Regions from separate parts of the Mus musculus genome. Here all the other regions are linked to region 1. A link is a contact called in ENCODE POLR2A ChIA-PET data. All regions are on one chromosome and are shown on one strand. The core of a region is the stretch at or near the end of the contact, and the rest is flanking DNA. Distances in the headings are between cores, read along the strand shown.

Region 1 (5,044 bases), core at 771-3,270:
CAGGAGTGAGGCTTGTGGTAGGTCATCTGTTCAAACTACAACGTCTTACAAAACTGGGAGGTTGTGCTGGCTCTACCATTCATTCCCCTCTGAGCGGTTAAAGACAACTTGCCATCTACCATTCTTCTTTCTGGGCCTTGGCAGTCAGCCCTCAAAAGCTTCTGACAAGATGCAAGAGGACATAACCCTGAAAAAGAAAAACCTACAACACCCGCAAAGGCCTACATACAGCCCCAGATATATCTCTTTACACAGAAGCCTACAACTCCCCCATAACTATTAAGACAAAGTAAACAAGTTACCATCCAAGTTACAGAAAACCACCACCATGTTGCCGACCTCAAGGAATGTTACCGCACCGCATGCTCTCCCTGCAGCCTTTCTTGCACACTGGCATGCTGGTCTAGGAGCCGCTATCTATCCTCTCCACAATGCCTGCTCGCCTCCTCCGCGCAGTTGACAAGCCAAGCCGCCAGCTAGCTTCATCACCAACTCGCTCTCGCTCCACCATCCTGGAACCCTTTCCCAGCTTCACCACCACATCCGTATGGCTCCTTCTTCCTAGCTTCCTCCACCGAACCGCACTCTTTCCTGGGCTATCTTCACCATGCACTGCTGCTGCTGGCTCCTCAGTCCTTCCTAGCTTCACCAAACTGGCTTCGGGACTCCTGTCTGCCGCTCCTGTCTTCCTAGTTCACTGAATGCACTTCTGTGTAGACCTGGGTCAGCTGCCAATGCTAGTCGTTAGGATTTTAAAAGCACCTCAGCTCAAGTCCAATGCAAAATGCTGACAATCTTGAAACTGTTATCAAAAGTCCTTTTGTCATCAAGCAAAATTAAGCTACAAGTTAAGGCTTTTAATATTCTTCTAACTCTTCAAAGGCATTCTGCCTTAACTTTTTACTTCAGTCCTAGTAGCTTTGATTGCTAGCTTCAATCTTGTATGTGGCTGTCTAAAGACTCTTCTAAACTGCTCGCTCCATCAGAAATTTGAACTTATGGCTTTAAAGATAATTTCCTTCTGACTTTATATCTTATCCAACCTTTTGGCCTCAATCTTATCTTCTTTGCCTATCTTGAATGCTGGCATCCAAAGTTGTCTTAACTTCCATTTTGTTTTTCTATCTTGCTTCTTTCTATCTTCTATTCTTCGGCTTCCTACTACCTGTGCCTTTAAGTACCTTTTCTGTCTTCTAAAGATGCTTTGTCTTCTATTTTCCTATCTTCTCTAACAGCTTTTTCTTCACCTTCCTGTATGTCTTCTTCGTCTTTCACTTCCATTTTCTAATCTTCTTTCTCCAAATACTAGCCTAACCTTTTTGTTTTTTCAAGACAGGGTTTCTCTGTGTAGCCCTGGCTGTCCTGGAACTCACTCTGTAGACCAGGCTGGCCTCGAACTCAGAAATCCGCCTGCCTCTGCCTCCCAAGTGCTAGGATTAAAGGCGTGCGCCACCATCGCCCGGCTAGCCTAACACTTCCATCTTCCCTGTTTCCAACTCATGCCTTCAAACGTACATGCGCCAGTCGAAGGATTTTTATAACGGCCGTCAACTTAACCTACTTTTCTCAATCTTTTAAAACTACACCTCATTTTCAAACTATTCTCTACAACTTTACTGTTTTAAATGCCACTTAGATTCTATTTAGGTAACCTTCGTTTTAATCTACAAGGCCGACCTTCAAACTAGAACCTTTTAGAACTTCACAAAACCTCCCTTTACAATCTCCTAAACTGCTCTGGTCAGCCTCCATTATACAGTACAAATACTTTTCTCCTCATTTCCTTTTTCAAACTGTTTAAATAAGCCTTCATGTTATCTCTTAAGATCTTCTTAGATTATTAAGACTAAGTAATATTTCGATAAGCTACTCTATTAGCTTAAGTTTAGAGTTCTAATTCTTTTTACTGCTCAATCTTTTTAATTAAAAACTTATCTGCGATTTCCTCGGGCTGAGTCTCCTGCCTCACGAGCTCAGCTGTGCTGCTCTACGCTGCTCTGCTCTCGCTGCCTGAATGCCTGACGCAGAGCCCGGAGCGCCGGTATTTATTGCAAAGGGACACGTCACTCCACCGGAACCTAGTAACCCTCCACCACCTTGGTGAAGGAAGAAAAATAGTTCCTCAGAGAGTTAAAAATAGATCCTGACTTCCAAGTTTCTAGATTTTTCTTGACGTCGTGTGGGCCTCTTGGACCTTGCTAATACAGAGAAATGTTTAGCTTGTACCAGCTAAATAGGTACAAATAGGTTTAAAATTTCTGGTCACAAGGAGAAAAAACATGAACTAATAGCTATTAAAAATGGGAGCCCCAAGTTTTTCAGATGTTTCAACACCTTTTGCGTTTTCCTGGGAGGACAGAGGGTATAGCGTATGTTGCAAGTGTTAAAACAGGCTTTCCCACAGCTTCAGCTTCCACTTCCCATTTTGTAACTCCCCGAGCGGCTGCCATTTCATGCGAAACAAGATGGAGGTCTCTCGGAAAGTGACCGGCCCTGCGAGTGGCTTCTGAGGTGGTGACACTTTGTACTGGTTTATACTGGGAATGCTCCTGTAGGGACGACCTGCAGCCTCCGGCTGCTCTCGGGGCCACTTTTCCGAGCCCGGGTACACGAGCGCTTTGGTGCTTGCCTACGTCCGCCATGTTAGGCTGCGGTCTCAGCCCAGCAAGGCCATGGTCGCTGCAGGTGAGGGCACGGCGACCTTGGCGGCCATGCCGAGCACCACCCGCACTGCGCTAATAACCGTCAGAGCCCGGCCCGTGGCGGCAAGGTCCCCAGGTCTATCTCATCGCTTCCTAAAACTACGACGGAGGGGAAAGGATGTTTTTCTCTTTCTCCCAGGACCATGGAGAAAGCGTCACTGGGCGCAGAAAGCGGGGGCCGCGCCAGGGAGGGCGGGGAGGACCGCGGAACCCGTCGCGAGGACAAAGGGGGTGGGGAGAGGCGCAAGGATACGCGGGTCGTGAGTCGCCGCCTCCCTTTGTGAGCTGCTGAATCGAGGGCTGGCAGCCGGCCGGGTTCGACCGGTTCTAACCGGTTCCAGCCGGTCTAGGCAAAGTTTCTGCTGCAGAGCCTCGCTGCGCAGGCGCGCCCCGCCCCGCCCCCAAGCGCCTTCACCACGGTGCTGGAATGACTGGTGTGGGAGCAGGGCGGCTGCGGGGGGCTGTGCTGCAGTTTCCTGGTCGCCCCTTATTGCGGCCTACTGGGCCCACGGACATGGCTTTTTTGGTCTCTATGTCATCCATTAAGTGTTAAGACACATACTTTGCTCGTACGTTTACTTTATACTCTAGAATTTTCAAAGGGAAGCGAGTCTCGGGTTGATCCCGTAAACTGGAGGCTGCCTGGATTTTTAGAAAAGCTGCTGGAGTCGTGGGAAACAGCGCCCCGGGGCGCATTGAGATCCAGAGCTCGCGATCGCACACGGCCTGGCGGCACCGTCCTGCTCCCCACCTCTACGTTCTAGGACCTGTGAATAGGGAGGTTTGGGCAGAGGCTTTCCCAGGGTAGACAGAACTTAATGACCATACAGGCTGATAGTCACTAAGGACATAAAATTACATGAATATTCTATTATAAAACTAAAGGAGAGAGGCACCCTTAGACTGAGGTGGGGCTCTAGCAAAGCTGGAGGTCCAGTGTTAGACCATTGCCTCCCTTCCCATCCCAATGGCCAGTTTAAGCTTTTTCTTTCTTCCTTATTTATTTTTCCTGAGACAGGGTTTCTGGACCAGGCTGGCCTCAAACTCAGGTCCTTACACAAGTGCTGGATTAAAGCTGTGTGTACCAAGCCTGGGGCTTGTTTAAGCAGCTTTCAGGTGACCCTTGCAAAACTGCCCTACTTTTCTCTTTTTCTGTCTGTAAGAAGCCCTAAAGAATGGAATGTTACTGAGTGCAAACGGTTCCTCTCTAGAGGCACACTTGATGGATGCTTTGGGCCTGGAAATTTTTTAGAATTTTAGTTCTGAAAGGACAAAAACTTGAGTCACCTAAATTATGGGCGGTGATCTGAGTGTCGGGCATCTGTGATTCATCTATAATTAGGCAAAGTTAACTAGCAGAAGGTGTTCTTCATCGTTCCTCTTAACCTACCCACCTCCCTCTCCTCCCCCGACCTTCTGTTTCTGCTTTGCTTCTGCTGGGGGGAGGGTCTAAGACCGTTCTGGAGGCCAGGGAAATGAAACCAATCTTTAAAATGGTAGGGCTGGATCTCTGCAAGTTCGGGGCCGGCTGTTCTACATAGAGGGTTCCAGGTGAGCCAAGACAGATAGGAGACCCCACGCTTTGTTGTTGTTTCTTTAAAAAATAAAATAAAAATAAAGTCACCAGGCAGTGGTGGCACACTTGGGAGGCAGGGGCAGGCAGATTTCTGAGTTCAAGGCCAGCCTGGTCTACAGAGTGAGTTCCAGGACAGCCAGAGATACACAGAGAAACCCTGTCTGGAATTAAAAAAAATGATAAAGTGTATAGGGTGACATGTTTTGAGACAGAGTCTCACTGCCATATTGTCCTAAAACTGTATCCCTGGCTGGCCTGGAAACTCAGATCTGTCAGGATCTACCTTCTGAGTGCTGGGATTAAAGGCGGGGCTCACTTCTGGCATAAACTATGGAGATTTGTTTTGTTGTTGTTGTTGTTGTTGTTTTAGAAACCCTGCAGATAAGGGAAACTAGGCAAGCCTTTCCCCCTTCCTTCCCTCGCCCCCTAAAGTGCTTGTCTGTAAGTCCATCTTCTTGATTCCTTCACACATCATACAAACTTTTCCTTGCTTTTGGAATGGCTGTGCGGCACTGGGCAACTCCCAGGGTTTGGAGAGAGAAACAGGCAGCAGGGTCACTCCAGAAACTACCAAAAGACATGGTTTATGAAGGCAGCAAGGGAGTTCCCAGTGAACGCCACGGGAATATTTCTAGAGAACATTCTGGATTACCTTTTCTTATTGCTAGGGCCCAAATGCCCACTGTCTTCCCCCTTCTTAACTTTTATTTTACTTCACAAACAGGCTTTGGTAATTTCCAAACCACTCTGATTCTCATCCTCTTTT
Region 2 (4,631 bases), core at 409-2,908, 310 kb before region 1:
AGTTGGGGGTATGGCCCAGGCCCAGGCCCAGCCCCAACCCCTGGAGAACAGTAACATGGTACACGTCCCACAACTTCCTGGGCTGGATCTTTTGGCAGCTCTCTTTGGGAGTCTGACTACCGTGATCCCAATAATCCTACTTAGGATTTAAGGTGGTGCCTCTCAAAGAGGGTAAGAGACTGTCCCAAGCCAATCTCAATCAATAAGAGCTGGATCCAGGGCTGTTCAACCCCTCAAACCAAGAAGTCTACAATCAACGACCCCTCCCCCCATTTAGCTTTCTACTTCCTTTCCCAATCCTCACTGGCATGGAAGAGTCCTGGACTTGCTCAGGTGGCCCTTTGCTGGCTCCCTTCTTTCCAGATGGTGAGCTGGGGGCATGGTCACCTATAGAGATCAGAAGAGAGTTAGTCCTGCACACAGTCTGGCTGCCCGGAGGAGCTTAGATGGAGTTGCTCAGTGTGTGAATTTGAGTGTCATATTTTAAAACGTTTTTGTGTTTTCTTGTATGTGTATGAGTGTTTCACCTGTGAGTATGTCTATGCATCACTTGCATGCAATACTAGAAGAGGTCAGAAGTAGGGGCTGGATTCCCCCGAATTGGGGTTTTGGTTTGGAAGCAGGGGCTCACTGCGTCAAGCCCTGGCTGACCTCAAACTCACAAAGATTCTCTTGCCCCTGCTTCTTCTGGGTGTTGGGATTAAAAGTACAAATCACCATGCCCTACCCATGTCACTTTTTTTTTTTGGAGATAGTCTCAGATAGCCCAGGCTAGCCTCGAACTCACTATGAAATTGAGAATGCTCTTGAACGCCTGAGTCTTCTACCCCCACCTCCTAAATGGTTACAGACTTGTTTCACAATGCCACCAATCTCAGGCGGCTAGCTCTGTTCGTTGAGAACCAGGAGGCTTAGGGAGCATCAACAATCACTAGTCGTGGGTCGAACAGCAACCACGTTGTGAGGGGGTAATTTGAAGCCAGAGTAGACACAGCCTGCACCTAAGAAATTTAGGAGACACCAACTCCCTGAGGTGCTCACCGCCTGATGCTAGGTGCTGCTTCAGCTTTTCGTCCAGCATGCGGCAGAGCCTGTCTCCGAAGTGCTGGAGTATCTTGGCTTCCTTCCCGCTGCGCAATGGTAGCGGGTACCGTTGGAGGGAGCGCAATGCCTGGCGAACACAAGGGAGAAGAGAGCTTATCAAACTAGGATTCACGGATCACCTGACTCTGCCAGAGCACTGTCACCAGAAACAGCTGGGACTCACCTTTTGAAACACGAAACGCGTGTGGCGCCCCCTGCTGGCTGCCTCGTCCCGCCACTCGGTCAGCCAACGAACGAAGAGCGGGTTGGGGCAAACGGGCAGCGGACGCTTCCGGCCCAGGCGGACCGGCTCCGCCATAAGAACTAGACTGGCTCCTTCAGAGTCTCAAAAAACCCCTGAGACTAGGATCGCGACAATTCAGTTGGTATAAGAACACTTGTTTGAGGGTAGGGTCTCTCCAACCTAGCAGGGCACCAGCTCATGGAATGACCTCCTTTCGCCATGTACTATGCAGTAAGAGGCTAGCTCGGTTTGCACGGCCTTTCCTTAGAACCGCCCCCATTCGCCCGCCGGCACCAGCCTTTTGGACAGGCCCCACCCAGGCCATGGAGCTTTGACCCACCCTTTCCTCTCACCCAAAAATTCGAGAGCAGACTCTTTTTTTTTGTGTACTGACTGTTAAAAAGGAGGACAGCGCCCCCTGTGACTGGGAGGGCCGGTGTGGGGGTACACTCAGAAACCTGAACTTGGCTTGCTTCAAGGTCTCATAAGGCTATTTCAGGCTCACTATCGTAGAAGAGGCTGGGAAAAAGAGGGCTTAAGAAAAGTGGAGGAGAGGGACGGACACAAGTCCAAGAATATTTGTGGGAGGGACATCTTAAAGGGGTACAAGGAATGAAATAAAGCTAAGGCAGAAGCAGAAAGATCTCGAAATGTGCCAAGTCGGGGATATTTGTGCACAGAAGACTCAGGCTAGGTGAATGGCGAAGATGTGTATTTAATTCCTCCCTTTCAAGGAGGAATAAGAGGTGTATCCTAGAAGGTGGAGAGTTCGAATGTGGGCACATGGTTGGATCCCGGGGATGCTAGTTAGACACTTCGCTTCTGTGGCTCATTAAAAGTGAAGGAGCCTCAGGGAGGATGAAGGTGGGAACCTTGCTGGGGCAGGGATGTCTCAAGCTGAGGGACACAGGGCTCAATAGAACATAGAGGTCCCTTCAGTGTTTGGAACAACGCACGGTCTTCAGCTGTCACGCTGTCACTCCGGAAGTCGTCGGGAGCCCAATTCGCAGACCCTCTTCTCAGTCTAGCTTTTGTGCACCCGCCTCTTTCCTCAAGCAGCCTTATAAGGAGCCTGCAGCTGGCGCTTGGACTGGGCACGCCCTCTGGAGGCTTATGCCCTAATAAGGACATCTAGGGCATCCCGCGACCAGGGGCGGAAGGAGTGCGTCTCCAGGGTAACTGCGTGGCCCCTCCCCCCGTTGCTCTGGGAAACTGCTAGTCTCGAAAAAGGTGGAGCCAGCCTTCTCCTTAGGAGGGGCCCTTGGGAGAGAAGGGGGTCAAGCTTCGGCCTCCACCTGGAGCTCCAGCAGTGTAGCCCACGGGTGCAGTCACCTGGAGCTCCCGCAGTGTAGCCCACGGGTGCAGTCTGACTACAATCCCCTGACTACAACCCCCGGCATCCTCTGCGTGCTGCCTCGCTCCTGGGGAAGCTCCTCTTTTACACCCTTTATTCAGCTTGGGGAGGTCAAGGGCCCCGGTTTCCTTTGCCTCTGAGTTGTTTGCGACTTTGCCCTTTTTTTCTAAGGCCATGGTCATTGTTTCAGGTCAGAGAAATTCTCCTGGAGTTCCCACCCCAGTTTATTTTAAACTTTTGCTTTCATATAGATTCTCTTCAGTCTTTGTGCTAAAATGATCATAAACCTATCAACTCTGGAATTAAATTGAAGTATTCCTTTTCCTGTATCGTAAAAGAAACATAAAGAAGTTTTTTTTTTGTTTTGTTTTGTTTTGTTTTGTTTTTTGATTTTTCAAGACAGGGTTTCTCTGTGTAGCCCTGGCTGTCCTGGAACTCACTTTGTAGACCAGGCTTGCCTCGCACTCAGAAATCCGCCTGCCTCTGCCTCCCGAGTGCTGGGATTAAAGGTGTGCGCCACCATGCCCGGCCATAAGGAAATTTTTAGTGCACAACTCTTCACCCTTCCCCCATGAATTACGTTTGATCTAACAATTTGCCAAACGTCTTTAGACAACGCCAAAGCTCTCAAACTTTTTATGTTAGCATTTCCTGTTTTTTAAAAAATCCTATTTGTTGAAATTTTACTCCACGGGAGCATTTCTATTGGCTTGAAGACACCGTTATACTTGGCGATTCTCTTTTCTGTGAGAGAGGATCCCAAGCTGATGATTCAAAATCTTTTTTCAGGAACCATAAAGAACAAAAAACCACTTAATTTCTGGGATAAAGAAAGTAGAGAATTATATTCAGGTCATTTTTATCAAACGATGGGCCTCTGGCTCAGAGCGTTTTTTGGTCCATTGCACCAATGGGCTCACTCTCCGTGCAACAGCCCACGCCTCTCGGCCTCCGCCTACTCTGCGCCTCAAGCTCTGCGGAACCCGGTAGCAGCTAGTTCTATTTCGGTGCAAAATCCTCGGACTTCACTTCCCGTCGGCCCGCGCGGCAAGCGCCGGAAGGCCGCCCCGCCCCTCATTGTGCGGCTCCTACTAAACGGAAGGGGCCGGGAGAGGCCGCGTTCAGTCGGATCCCGGCAGCAGCTGCGGCGGCTCAGGTCTTCAGTTGCTCTTTCTGTCTCCCTTTCGTTTCCGGAAACATGGTGAGCATTAGGCCACTGCGCCCGAGGGAAGTGGGTTCGTGATCCGTCGCTTGCGCGCCGGGCGGGGTGGGGGCGGCAGAGAAGCGGTCTTGGTATCCCATCCCCCAGCACCCCGAGCGAGATTAAGGGTCTCATTGAAGGGCAGGCCGCGCGTGCGCGCCTCCGGGCGCTGGGAAGGGCCGATTCGGACGTCGCTCGCGCGCCCCCTGGCTCCTCTCCCCTCCCCCATCCTGCCTTTGCGCCAGCGCGGCCACTGGCCGTGGGGGAGGGGTCCAGTGTGCGGGGCCTCGGGCAACGCTCGCTGGTTCTCGATGGCGCGCGCTGGACCAGAGCACGCGGCATCCAAACCCTGGCCCGGGGCCGCTAGGGAAAAGCGCGCGAGGTGTCGGCGCGCGCCCCACCCAAGGGCTGTTCCCTTCCCCGCATCATCCTCCCTCTGCGGCTAGGTTGGTCTCCACAGCAGGTGGCAGGGATTCCGCCGTCAGGGCGGGGCGGGGGCGGCCGCGGTGTGGCTCTGGGAGATGCTGAGGCATCGGGGAACCTGATTGAGACGCTGGTTCTGGAGCCTTCTTGCAACACGAGTCACGGAGTGGGTTCCTGTACAGGCTATCGCCCCACTTCTAGAAAGAGCGATTACACACTCCATTCTGTAGTCACTGTACCTCGGGCTAGAGCTAGAACAGCGCGTGCGCACATGCTTGGGCCCTGCCATCCCGGCTGCAGCTCTAGCCGAGCTAGGCCTTTTGCTG
Region 3 (4,705 bases), core at 675-3,174, 470 kb after region 1:
ACTCCAGAAAGTTGTCTTCTGACTTGTATCATGGCACACTCAACCCCTCCACCATGGTACACTTGACTCCCCCATGGCACACTCACCCCCTCCACCATGGTACACTTGACTCCCCCATGGCACACTCATCCCCCTCCCCCCCGTGGCACACTCACCCCCTCCACCAAAGTACACTTGCCTCCCCATGGCACACTCACCCCCCCATAGCATACTCACCCCCCCATAGCACACTCATCCCACCCCCCCATAGCACACTCACACCCCCATAGCACACTCACCAAATGGCACACTCACAATACCCCCCCCACCACACAAAAAAGGAGAAACTCCAGATCAAAGAAGAAGCCTGGCCCAGAGCCTGCAGGCAGGCTGGGATTTGCTTGTCTCTGGCAATGATCTCTGAACCTTCCCACCTTGCCTTCTCTGGATCCCACTTGACTGAGATCCCTCAATATACACACGGCTCTTTCTTCCTGTGAGATCCCACTGTTTTCTCCCCGCCTAACCCCACATAGGTGTCTAGCTCACAGGCTTCCAAATCAAAGTTTTCAAGTGGGATCCAAGGCTTTCAAGTTCCCATGATTTTCTGTTGGCTCTAGTGCTGTTGGGGATGGGCCCTACTGGCTTGTGCACGCTAAGCAAGTGCTTCTACCACTAAGCTATGAATTTAGCCTCATCGATAAATATTTTGTCTTTTTTTTTTTTTCTTTTAAGACAGCGTCTGTTGTCGAGGCTGGCCTCAAATCGATGGGTTCAAGTGATCCTCCAACCTTTCCAAACAGTTGAGACCACAACTGTGTGCTAAACAACTCCTCCGGTGCCTTTTAGACTTCTCCAATGGCCCTTAGATCCTCCTGCCACTTGGGTGACCTGATATTAGTTACCTAACAATCATAGTCCCCAAATCTCTGACATCACCCACTAGACACCAGCAGACACAGCCAAGGGGGCTTAGGTGTGGCCAGGTATGATGGTGGGGAACAGCTACCAACTGGAAACAGGTTGGGACTCAGAACGGAACAAGAGATGGTACTGGTGGTGTCCCTGACAGGAAAGCGGAAATTTTGGGGCTTTTAATTTCCCCTAAGTTCCCACAACATTTCATTGTTGCTCAACACTGCCCCTCTTCCTTACAAAGGGTATTTCCGATTTCACTTCCTCCAAACTCATCTAGCCAGAAAGCTGCAACTTTTTACCCCATTCCGCAGCTGGCACCGCCTTGGTGAAAACTCCCCGCTAGGTCACGTCAATTGTTTCCATTGCCGTGTCCCTCTCCCATCAGTCTGAGTGGAGTCCCAGCGCACTCTTCCTCCTTCCTTACCGATATTCCTCTTCCCGGTGTCCTGTACTCCCTCGGCTTTCCCTATTCCCGCTGTCCTGTCCCTCTCCAGAGTCGCTAAAAGACCAAAGGGTGAGGCTCCCGATGCTTTTGGGAGTTCCTAGCCAGCGGAAACACTGCAGTTGGGGAGCGCAGCTGAAGTACTTGGGGGTGTCCGGAAGCCCACACGTGCTAGATGGTGCTCAGACTTAGTACATCTCGACGCCAGACTCTGGCACCCGCGACCGCCACACTTCCACGAGCCATCCCTCGAGGGGCGGAGCAAAACAGGTGCGGTTGCCAAGGCACCGCAGCCACGAGCTCGCGATATTTGAAATCAGCTAATGGGAAGCAGAAGAGGACGTGGCACGCGAATGGGGCGGGGCCTGGAGGGCTCTTCCCCCGCCTCCTCTCGGGCCAGCCTCGAGGCGGCGGCCAGCGTGCGGGAACGCCGGGCTCCGGCTTATTATAAAGGGGCGGCTCGACGAGGTTCGCGCGACCCTCGGCAGAGGGCGCTGTCGTGGTCCTCACGCCGGCCCTCGAGCCTGCGCCTGCGCGGTGCGGGCAGCGCCCCGCCCCCTGCCCCTCTGCCCTCCGCCGGCCGGCCGGCCCCTCCTCGGCCGCGCGCCCCAGTCCCGCTCAGCCACCGCTCCGTCCTGTAGCAGCCAGCCCCGTCTCCGGCATCATGTTCAGCTGGGTGAGCAAGGATGCCCGCCGCAAGAAGGAGCCGGAGCTCTTCCAGACGGTGGCCGAGGGGCTGCGGCAGCTGTACGCGCAGAAGCTGCTGCCGCTGGAGGAGCACTATCGCTTCCACGAGTTCCACTCGCCCGCGCTGGAGGACGCTGACTTCGACAACAAGCCGATGGTGCTCCTGGTCGGCCAGTACAGCACCGGCAAGACCACCTTCATCCGCCACCTGATCGAGCAGGACTTCCCGGGGATGCGCATCGGGCCGGAGCCCACCACCGACTCCTTCATCGCGGTCATGCACGGCCCCACCGAGGGCGTGGTGCCCGGCAACGCGCTCGTCGTGGACCCGCGGCGCCCCTTCCGCAAGCTCAACGCCTTCGGCAACGCCTTCCTCAACAGGTACCCACCCCTTGCCCCCCAGCGCGAGGATACCAAAGGCCTCCGGAGCCATTGCCCCCAGCCGGCCTTTGTCTCCGAGAGCCCCCGCCAGACCCTAGGCGACCACTCCCAGGGACACCGGCTTTGCTGCGTCCCACTAACTACCCGAGAGAAGTTAGAGACTAGGCATCGTCCACTCTTCTGGCTTCTGTCATTCCCAGAACCTTCCAGGTTTTCAGTTTAACTCTCACATCCTCCTGCAGACCCCAGACCTACTTCCCACAGAGCGGGGGGCTGCTGTGAGAAGATGAACCATTGCTGTCCCCCCTTTCTTGTTCCTCATTCTGGAGGCACCCAGCTCATTCTCATGAATCCCCCTCCTCCTCTGGGGTCCGTTTTTAAAGTGTGTGTCCTGGGAAACCTCGAGACTTAGATGTTCCTTTTGCTAGTGTGTCACTCTCTGCGTCACATCTCCAGGGACCAGTGGTTTTGTGTAGGAAGGGCGCGGAGGCTATGCTTTGGTCTGCTGATTTGGGGGCAGCCCCCTTTGAAGGCAGGGGATGAAGGAGTCCCAACACCCCTCCTAAAAGCAGCACTTACGTGAATGCCAAACCAGCCAGGAGTACAGGAGACAACCCTGTCTCAAACACAACAAAACAAAAAAAGCTTAAGTCAGTGTTGCCTCAGGAGACTTCAGGGACTTCAGGGGGTGGTAACACTGTGGCTCCTGAAATGACCAGACCCATAGTCTAGGATAGATTGGATAGACTTCGTGTGTCTCCTGGAGTCTCAGCTTAACCAGTTCCCGGTGAGTTAGAGTCAGCCCCTCAGGATGCTATGAATGAATCACAGTGGCCTGCCTGAGGAGCTCTTAACACCCAGGATCTTTAAGGGCATTGGGGCATCCCAGACTCCTCCCACAGGAGGTATGACAGGACTCACAGACCCTGCCCTCTCTGCTCCCTCTTTCAAGGAGTGACTCTACATGCCTTTCGACTTCTGCATTCTGCCTAGGGGAACAGCCTTGGAAAGAATGTGAATCCTGCTTTCCAGGTCTCCGCCCTGTGTGAGCACATTCCTCTGTAGACACTGTCCGGCCCAACAGGGCGGGCCAGCTTGTTCTAGAGCAAGCTTGCTGCCAGGCCTGCCTCCTTTCAAGGAGCTGATCTTTAACGTCCTTTTGTCCCTTCTAGGCAATTTCAGCCTATCTTGTTTTATGATAATGGTGTGTGCTTGACAGCCTGGGTTGTATACTATGCTCAAGTCCCCTTAGCCTGGAGCCTTTGCCTAAGGATGTTTGAGCTTTGCCGCCCCTGTAGGTAGGCCATTGGCTCAGATTGCAGTTGGTGGGAGCCTTTGGTCTTGAGAGAAGTTTGGCTGCTGGGCTAAGGAGTTCGTTCATGCTTTAGGTCTCTGCCTCAGGAGAGACTGGAAGACTTGCTGTTCCAACTGCTGCTGCCTTCCTCTGTCTTCACCTCACTGTGAGGGCAGACCTCTTGTGAAATGAGGAACTTGGCACCTTCTCAGTTTCCCACCTGTGGAAATTCAGAACTTAAAGGGCTAGAGGACCGCCCACACCATCCCAGTAGCCCCCAGCTCACTCAGTAACTCATGAATCCTAGGTCCTGCTGAACTGTCAAGGTTAATAAGGCTGTGTACCCTGTACACTCACTACTACCTCTGTCCTCCCAAAAGAAACAACTTAGGAGGTCTGGCCTGGGGTACAGGGATCCAAGAACTATACATCCATTTCCTTCTTGCCACCACCAATTCCAGAGGGTCTCTAAATGCTGGTGAAGTCCAAGACCGGAGCTGTGTCAGGATGTGCCTCTGGCCAGGGAGGGCACAACAAAGGGGGCTTTTCTCTGGCTGATACAGCTTTTCCTGGAACTCTTAAAGGGACCCATTGAGTCATGAACTTGATTTATTAGCCCCCCCCCCCCAGGGCTGCTCAGAGATAGTGAGAGGAACAAATGGAGACAGGCATAAAGCAATCCCAAAAGGGGTTTGTGAACGCCCCTGCTTGCTTAGCTGGACCCACCCACTAGTCCTAAGGACTCAACTCCCCATCCCTGTTCCTAGGGAGACATCCTTACAGCCTCTTGCCTTTCTTGTGGTCCCCTTACCGGGCCTTGCGGAGTAGTGGGTTCTCATGGACCTGCAGATGTGCCTATGGGACCTCTTTGTGTCTGTTACTTCTCAGCGCCAGCTCCACTTCCACTCTGGCTTTCTTTCACTCTCTCTCCATTGAGTAGAGGATTTCTTCCCAGGCAAGGGGAATTGAGGTGTGGTGTGCAGTGACTTACAGCACTGGGCTCT
Region 4 (5,000 bases), core at 2,071-4,570, 260 kb after region 1:
GCGGTCGCGCTGCAGTGACGTCACACGCAGCAGGCGGTGAGGACGTGCGCGCCCCCACTTCTTCCTCTTTCTTGACTCCATCTTCGCGGTAGCAGCAGCGGCGTCCGCGGGCTAGGTGAGACACGGGGGACTGCTGGGCCAGGAGCGCTCGGTAGCCAGCGGTCTACGGGCTCAGAGGGTGCGGGGAAGGCAAAGTACAAGGGCGGTTCTGCGGCCTTCGCTCCGTCTCCATCCGGGTCCCCGGCGAGCCTGGCCTTCCGCATGGGAGACCGCGCAATCCCCCGCCTTGATTACCGTACCGCGACCTTTCTCCTGGGCTGCTCCCTATCATCACTCACAAGCCTTTCTTCCTTCAGTAGCCAACATGCAGCTCTTTGTCCGCGCCCAGGAACTACACACCCTCGAGGTGACCGGCCAGGAGACGGTCGCCCAGATCAAAGTAAGTATGTACTGATCCCTGATTCCTAACTGCACTCCTTTACCTCCAGGCCCACGGGGAAAGTTTGTCTACTTATAAACATTGCTCCTTTTTTTCCTTAAGGATCATGTGGCCTCCCTGGAAGGCATTGCCCCCGAAGATCAAGTCGTGCTTCTGGCAGGCTCGCCGCTGGAGGATGAGGCCACCCTAGGCCAGTGTGGCGTAGAGGCCCTGACCACTCTGGAAGTAGCAGGCCGCATGCTGGGAGGTGAGTGCTTTTTTTCAGAGCTAATGGAATGTCTGTAGGTAAACCATGTGATAGGTCCTTTCTCTGATAGTATACTTGTGCCTTCTAGGGACTTTAGATCGTAGTGATAGTTAAGTCTGGTTTTCAGTATCCCCACTAAAACCTGGTGGTAGGGAGGCAGTGACGCAATCGGATCACTGTGAATTCCAGGCCAACCAGGGCTACACAGAGGAGCTCTGTCTAGGAAAAAAGCAAAAGGAAAGTAATAATAATTAAAGTCTTGTTATTAGGTTCTCAGTGTGCTCCTCCTGTCTTTGCTCTGTGTGTAGAATGTTAGCTAAGAGTATGGATTGGTTTTTAGAGTCCTTGCCTTAGTATCTGTCAGCTCTCAGCACTGCACAAACTGGTTGTGACTTGAAGTGGAAGACAAGACGTGGACAGCTATGTTGTGACCCTGTCTCTAAGCCTGTGCAACTTTCATTCTTTGTTGGGCCCAACTTGTCATTAAAAAGCTCAAGAGTTGAGGGAGGAAGAGTTGCTCTGGGCGTGACCTTGCTACTTAACCTGATCCCTTTCCCCACCCCTAACACAGGTAAAGTTCACGGTTCCCTGGCTCGGGCTGGAAAAGTGAGAGGTCAGACTCCCAAGGTGAGTGATTGGTGTTTGGACTTTGTTTCTTTCTATCACAGCCAAGTGAAGGCCTTTGGATTTCCCGTCTGTGTTCTCTTATGGAGAGAAGCTGGTGGGCAGGCATGGGAGAGGTCACCCAGGGTCTGATCAGTCCTTCCTTTCCTCAGGTGGCCAAACAGGAAAAGAAGAAGAAGAAGACAGGCCGGGCCAAGAGGCGAATGCAGTACAACCGGCGCTTTGTCAATGTTGTGCCCACCTTTGGGAAGAAGAAGGGCCCCAATGCCAATTCCTAAGTCCTATTGCCACCCTGCCATGCTAATAAAGCCACTGTGTCCAGACTTCTTATGTTTTCTTCATTTGTAAGGCTGTGACTAGAGGCTAGCAAAGTGCCTTGGTCTCAAGTAGGAAAAAAAGGGGGGGGGCAGTGGTGGGGCACGCCTTTAATCCCAGCACTTGGGAGGCTGAGGCAGGTGGATTTATGAGTTGGAGGCCAGCCTGGTCTACAAAGTGAGTTCCAGGACAGCCAGGGCTACACAGAGAAGCCCTGTCTTGAAAAACAAAACAAAAAAACAAGGAATCCTTAGAAGATCACAGAGGATGTGTTTACTGAAAGGATAGCTGAGCCGAAATACAGAAATGTGACAAGTGGTATTGGAAAGGTACAGATTCTATGGGCTCTGCCAGACAGCTTTTGGGTTTGTGTTGGTTCACTTTCCATTATGACGGCACTAGTGTTTTTGTTACAGGCATGCCCTATAGATGATCCACTAAGGCAGATCACCCATCTACCCCTCTATAGACCTCATAATGCTTAACAATACAAACTAAATTTCAACACAACTTGAGGGAAAACATTGTTTTTTTTTTTTTGTTTGTTTTTTAAGATTTATTTATTTATTATATGTAAGTACACTGTAGCTGTCCTCAGACACTCCAGAAGGAGTCAGATCTCATTACAGATGGTTGTGAGCCACCATGTGGTTTCTGGGATTTGAACTCGGGACCTTTGGAAGAGCAATCGGGTGCTCTTACCCACTGAGCCATCTCACCAGCCCACATTGTTGGTTTTTAAAAGAGATTTATTTATTATATGTAAGTACACTGTAGCTGACTTCAGACACCTCAGAAGAGGGCATCAGATCTCATTATGGATGGTTGTGAGCCACCATGTGGTTACTGGGATTTGAACTCAGGACCTCTGGAAGTAGTCAGTGCTCTTAACTGCTAAGCCATCTTTCCAGCCCCTCGTTATCGTTTTGTTGTTTTTTGTTTGTTTGTTTGTTTGATTCAGGGTCTCACATAGGCCCAGGCTGGCCTCAATTTGATATGCTTACGTGTTACGTATTTTGAGCTCCAGATTTGTTAAACATGTCGGGTTTATTCATTTATTTTTGTCTGTTATTATTATCAATAATATTTTTTCGAGACAGGGTTTCTCTGTGTAGCCCTGGCTGTCCTGGAACTCACTCTGTAGACCAGGCTGGCCTCGTAACTCAAAAATCCGCCTGCCTCAGCCTCCCAAGTGCTGGGATTAAAGGCGTGCGCCACCACTGTCCGGCCTGTTGTTATTATTTTGTTGGCCTTTTCTTTTTTCAAGATAGAGCATGACTATGTAGCTGTATCCTGGAAAGCACTGACTACAGGAACTCACAGAAATCAGACTACCTTTGCCAACGCTGGGATTAAAAGCGTATGCCACTACGCCCTGCTAAGACCCTGGTGTGTTGTTTGGTGGTGGTGGTGGTTAGTTTTGTTATTTAAAAGGTAGTTTATTTTTGTACAATTTGGTACAACCATAAAGAACAAACTGGGATTAGCGACATGATTTTCCCAAATTCGGCGAGCAAACCTGTTCCTTTGGAAGAGTTTGGACGACTTCTGCGCTTGCTCAAAGAAGTACTGGAGACACGAAAGTTACCGAGAAGTTTCGGAAATGTGCGGAAAGGAGGCCACGCCCGCCAACCACCCCCACACATAAAGGCGGAAATAACCAAAGAAGCGCCGGAAGTGGCGGAGCTGATACGGGACAGGCGGCACCAGTTTCCATGGAGCCCGCTGGGCTCTGCGGCTTCTGCCCGGCCGGGGAAGCGCTGCCTGCGCGCTACACCTGCCCGCGCTGCAATGCTCCCTACTGCTCGCTGCGCTGCTACCGGGCGCACGGCGCCTGCGCCGAAGACTTTTACCGCGACCAAGTGCTGCGAGAGCTCCGTGGCCGAAGCGCTTCGCCCAGCCGTCTGGCGGGCGCGTTACGCCGGCTGCGCGAACAACGCGAGGCCGAGGATGAGCCCGAGGAAGCAGGCCTCGGGCCCGGGGCGCGGCCGGGCGGCCTTTCTGGACTTTGGGAACGTTTAACGCCGGCTGAGAAGGCGGCGTTCGAGCGGCTGCTGAGCCGTGGCGAAGCCGGACGCCTTCTGCCTCCGTGGCGGCCCTGGTGGTGGGGCCGCGGCACCGGCCCACGTTTGCTGGAGGAGCTGGATCATGCCGCGAACAGAGATCTTGCGGAGCCGGAGCCCGCCCCTGCGAGGACCGCGCTGCAATCTGGGGATGATGCCGCTGCCGCAGAGCCATTTGCTGAAGACTCCTGTGCCGCCAGACCGCTAGCATTGCCTGCTCGCATCCCAGCACTGGCCAGTCTGAGCCGCAGCCCGGCATCGCCGCTGGTGCGCTTCCAGCTGCCCAACGTGCTGTTCGCCTACGCTCATACTCTCGCCCTGTATCATGGAGGGGACGACGACGCGCTACTCTCTGACTTCTGTGCCACCCTGCTCGATGTTTCTGGGGCCCTGGGAGCCCAGCAAGTCTTTGGCTCTACAGAGGAAGCCCTGCAGGCCGCAGCCCACGTACTGGAAGCGGGCGAGCACCCACCTGGGCCCCTGGGTACGCGGGGTGCTATGCAAGAAGTTGCCCGAATCCTGCTGGGCGAGGGTCCAGTCAATCAGAAAGGCTACACTCTGACAGCACTGGGGCACCTAGCTCAGACCCTGGGACGAGCCCGGAAGCAGGCTGTGATTGGTGGAGAGCGAGATCGACTTTACCGGGCTCGGAAGAAGTGCCAGTTCCTGCTGGCTTGGACCAACGAAAACGAGGCTGCCCTCACACCCCTGGCGCTAGACTGTGCCAGAGCCCACCGAGCCCATGCTGTGACAGCTGAGGAGATGGCAACGCTTACTGGAGAGTTAGAACGGCTTTGGGGAGGCCCAGTGCCACCCACTCCAAGGACTCTCATTGAGGAACTCCCTGGCTGAACTGGGTATCCATGTCATTAATAAAGATGTGTCTGGTCTGCCCGAATGTCAGCAGTGCCTTTTCCGTAAAGATAGTGCCCTGTCCTAGGCTTCTCTTGAAGTTACTGTGTAGTTGAGGATGACCCTGGAACTTTGATCTGTCACCCACCTGGACAGTGAGAGGTTACAGGGGTTAACCACCTTGCTAATGTACACAGTGCTGAATAGCCGAGGCGTCCTGTGTGCTACACAAGCACTCTATAACTGAACTACATCACATCCCCCAGGCCTGAGGTGCCCAGTTGTCTCTCCTCGTCAGACTTTTGGACCCACAAACCACTTCTAAGCTTTCCTTAGTCAACTAGTCACCCCCAAGCCTCAAGTCACTGGCCCCAGGATAGAAGAAAAACACAGGAAAGGTTGAAAACATTTATTCAACAGGGAAAAATACTTTCCTTCTGGAAGCAGTGGCTTCCTCTTG

Evidence for each region. ChIA-PET counts read pairs that join two places held with the same protein, here RNA polymerase II (POLR2A).
Region 2: POLR2A ChIA-PET joins it to region 1 with 65 read pairs in Patski. The contact joins the promoter of Mus81 here to the promoter of Malat1 in region 1. POLR2A ChIA-PET finds 5 or more read pairs at or near these places in 4 of 5 experiments (Patski and embryonic stem cell).
Region 3: POLR2A ChIA-PET joins it to region 1 with 13 read pairs in embryonic stem cell. The contact joins the promoter of Ehd1 here to the promoter of Malat1 in region 1. POLR2A ChIA-PET finds 5 or more read pairs at or near these places in 2 of 5 experiments (Patski and embryonic stem cell).
Region 4: POLR2A ChIA-PET joins it to region 1 with 15 read pairs in Patski. The contact joins the promoter of Znhit2 here to the promoter of Malat1 in region 1. POLR2A ChIA-PET finds 5 or more read pairs at or near these places in 4 of 5 experiments (Patski and embryonic stem cell).

The regions. Positions count from the first base shown.
Region 1 is chr19:5,800,652-5,805,695 of GRCm38, forward strand. It overlaps Malat1 (metastasis associated lung adenocarcinoma transcript 1 (non-coding RNA)), which reads right to left and starts at 2,021. Exons shown (of 1, transcript NR_002847.3): 1 at 1-2,021.
Region 2 is chr19:5,486,721-5,491,351 of GRCm38, forward strand. Mus81 (MUS81 structure-specific endonuclease subunit) reads right to left here and starts at 1,659. Exons shown (of 16, transcript NM_027877.4): 1 at 1,268-1,659; 2 at 1,042-1,171; 3 at 305-387. The coding sequence starts at 1,402. It overlaps Cfl1 (cofilin 1, non-muscle), which reads left to right and starts at 3,735. Exons shown (of 4, transcript NM_007687.5): 1 at 3,735-3,882. The coding sequence starts at 3,880.
Region 3 is chr19:6,274,972-6,279,676 of GRCm38, forward strand. It overlaps Ehd1 (EH-domain containing 1), which reads left to right and starts at 1,925. Exons shown (of 5, transcript NM_010119.5): 1 at 1,925-2,407. The coding sequence starts at 2,004. Gm14963 (predicted gene 14963) reads right to left here and starts at 1,607. Exons shown (of 2, transcript NR_168273.1): 1 at 1,322-1,607.
Region 4 is chr19:6,057,887-6,062,886 of GRCm38, forward strand. Znhit2 (zinc finger, HIT domain containing 2) reads left to right here and starts at 3,321. Exons shown (of 1, transcript NM_013859.2): 1 at 3,321-4,582. The coding sequence starts at 3,341. The coding sequence ends at 4,540. It overlaps Fau (Finkel-Biskis-Reilly murine sarcoma virus (FBR-MuSV) ubiquitously expressed (fox derived)), which reads left to right and starts at 61. Exons shown (of 5, transcript NM_007990.4): 1 at 61-115; 2 at 357-439; 3 at 542-686; 4 at 1,258-1,313; 5 at 1,463-1,638. The coding sequence starts at 365. The coding sequence ends at 1,588. Tm7sf2 (transmembrane 7 superfamily member 2) reads right to left here. Exons shown (of 10, transcript NM_028454.2): 10 at 4,935-5,000.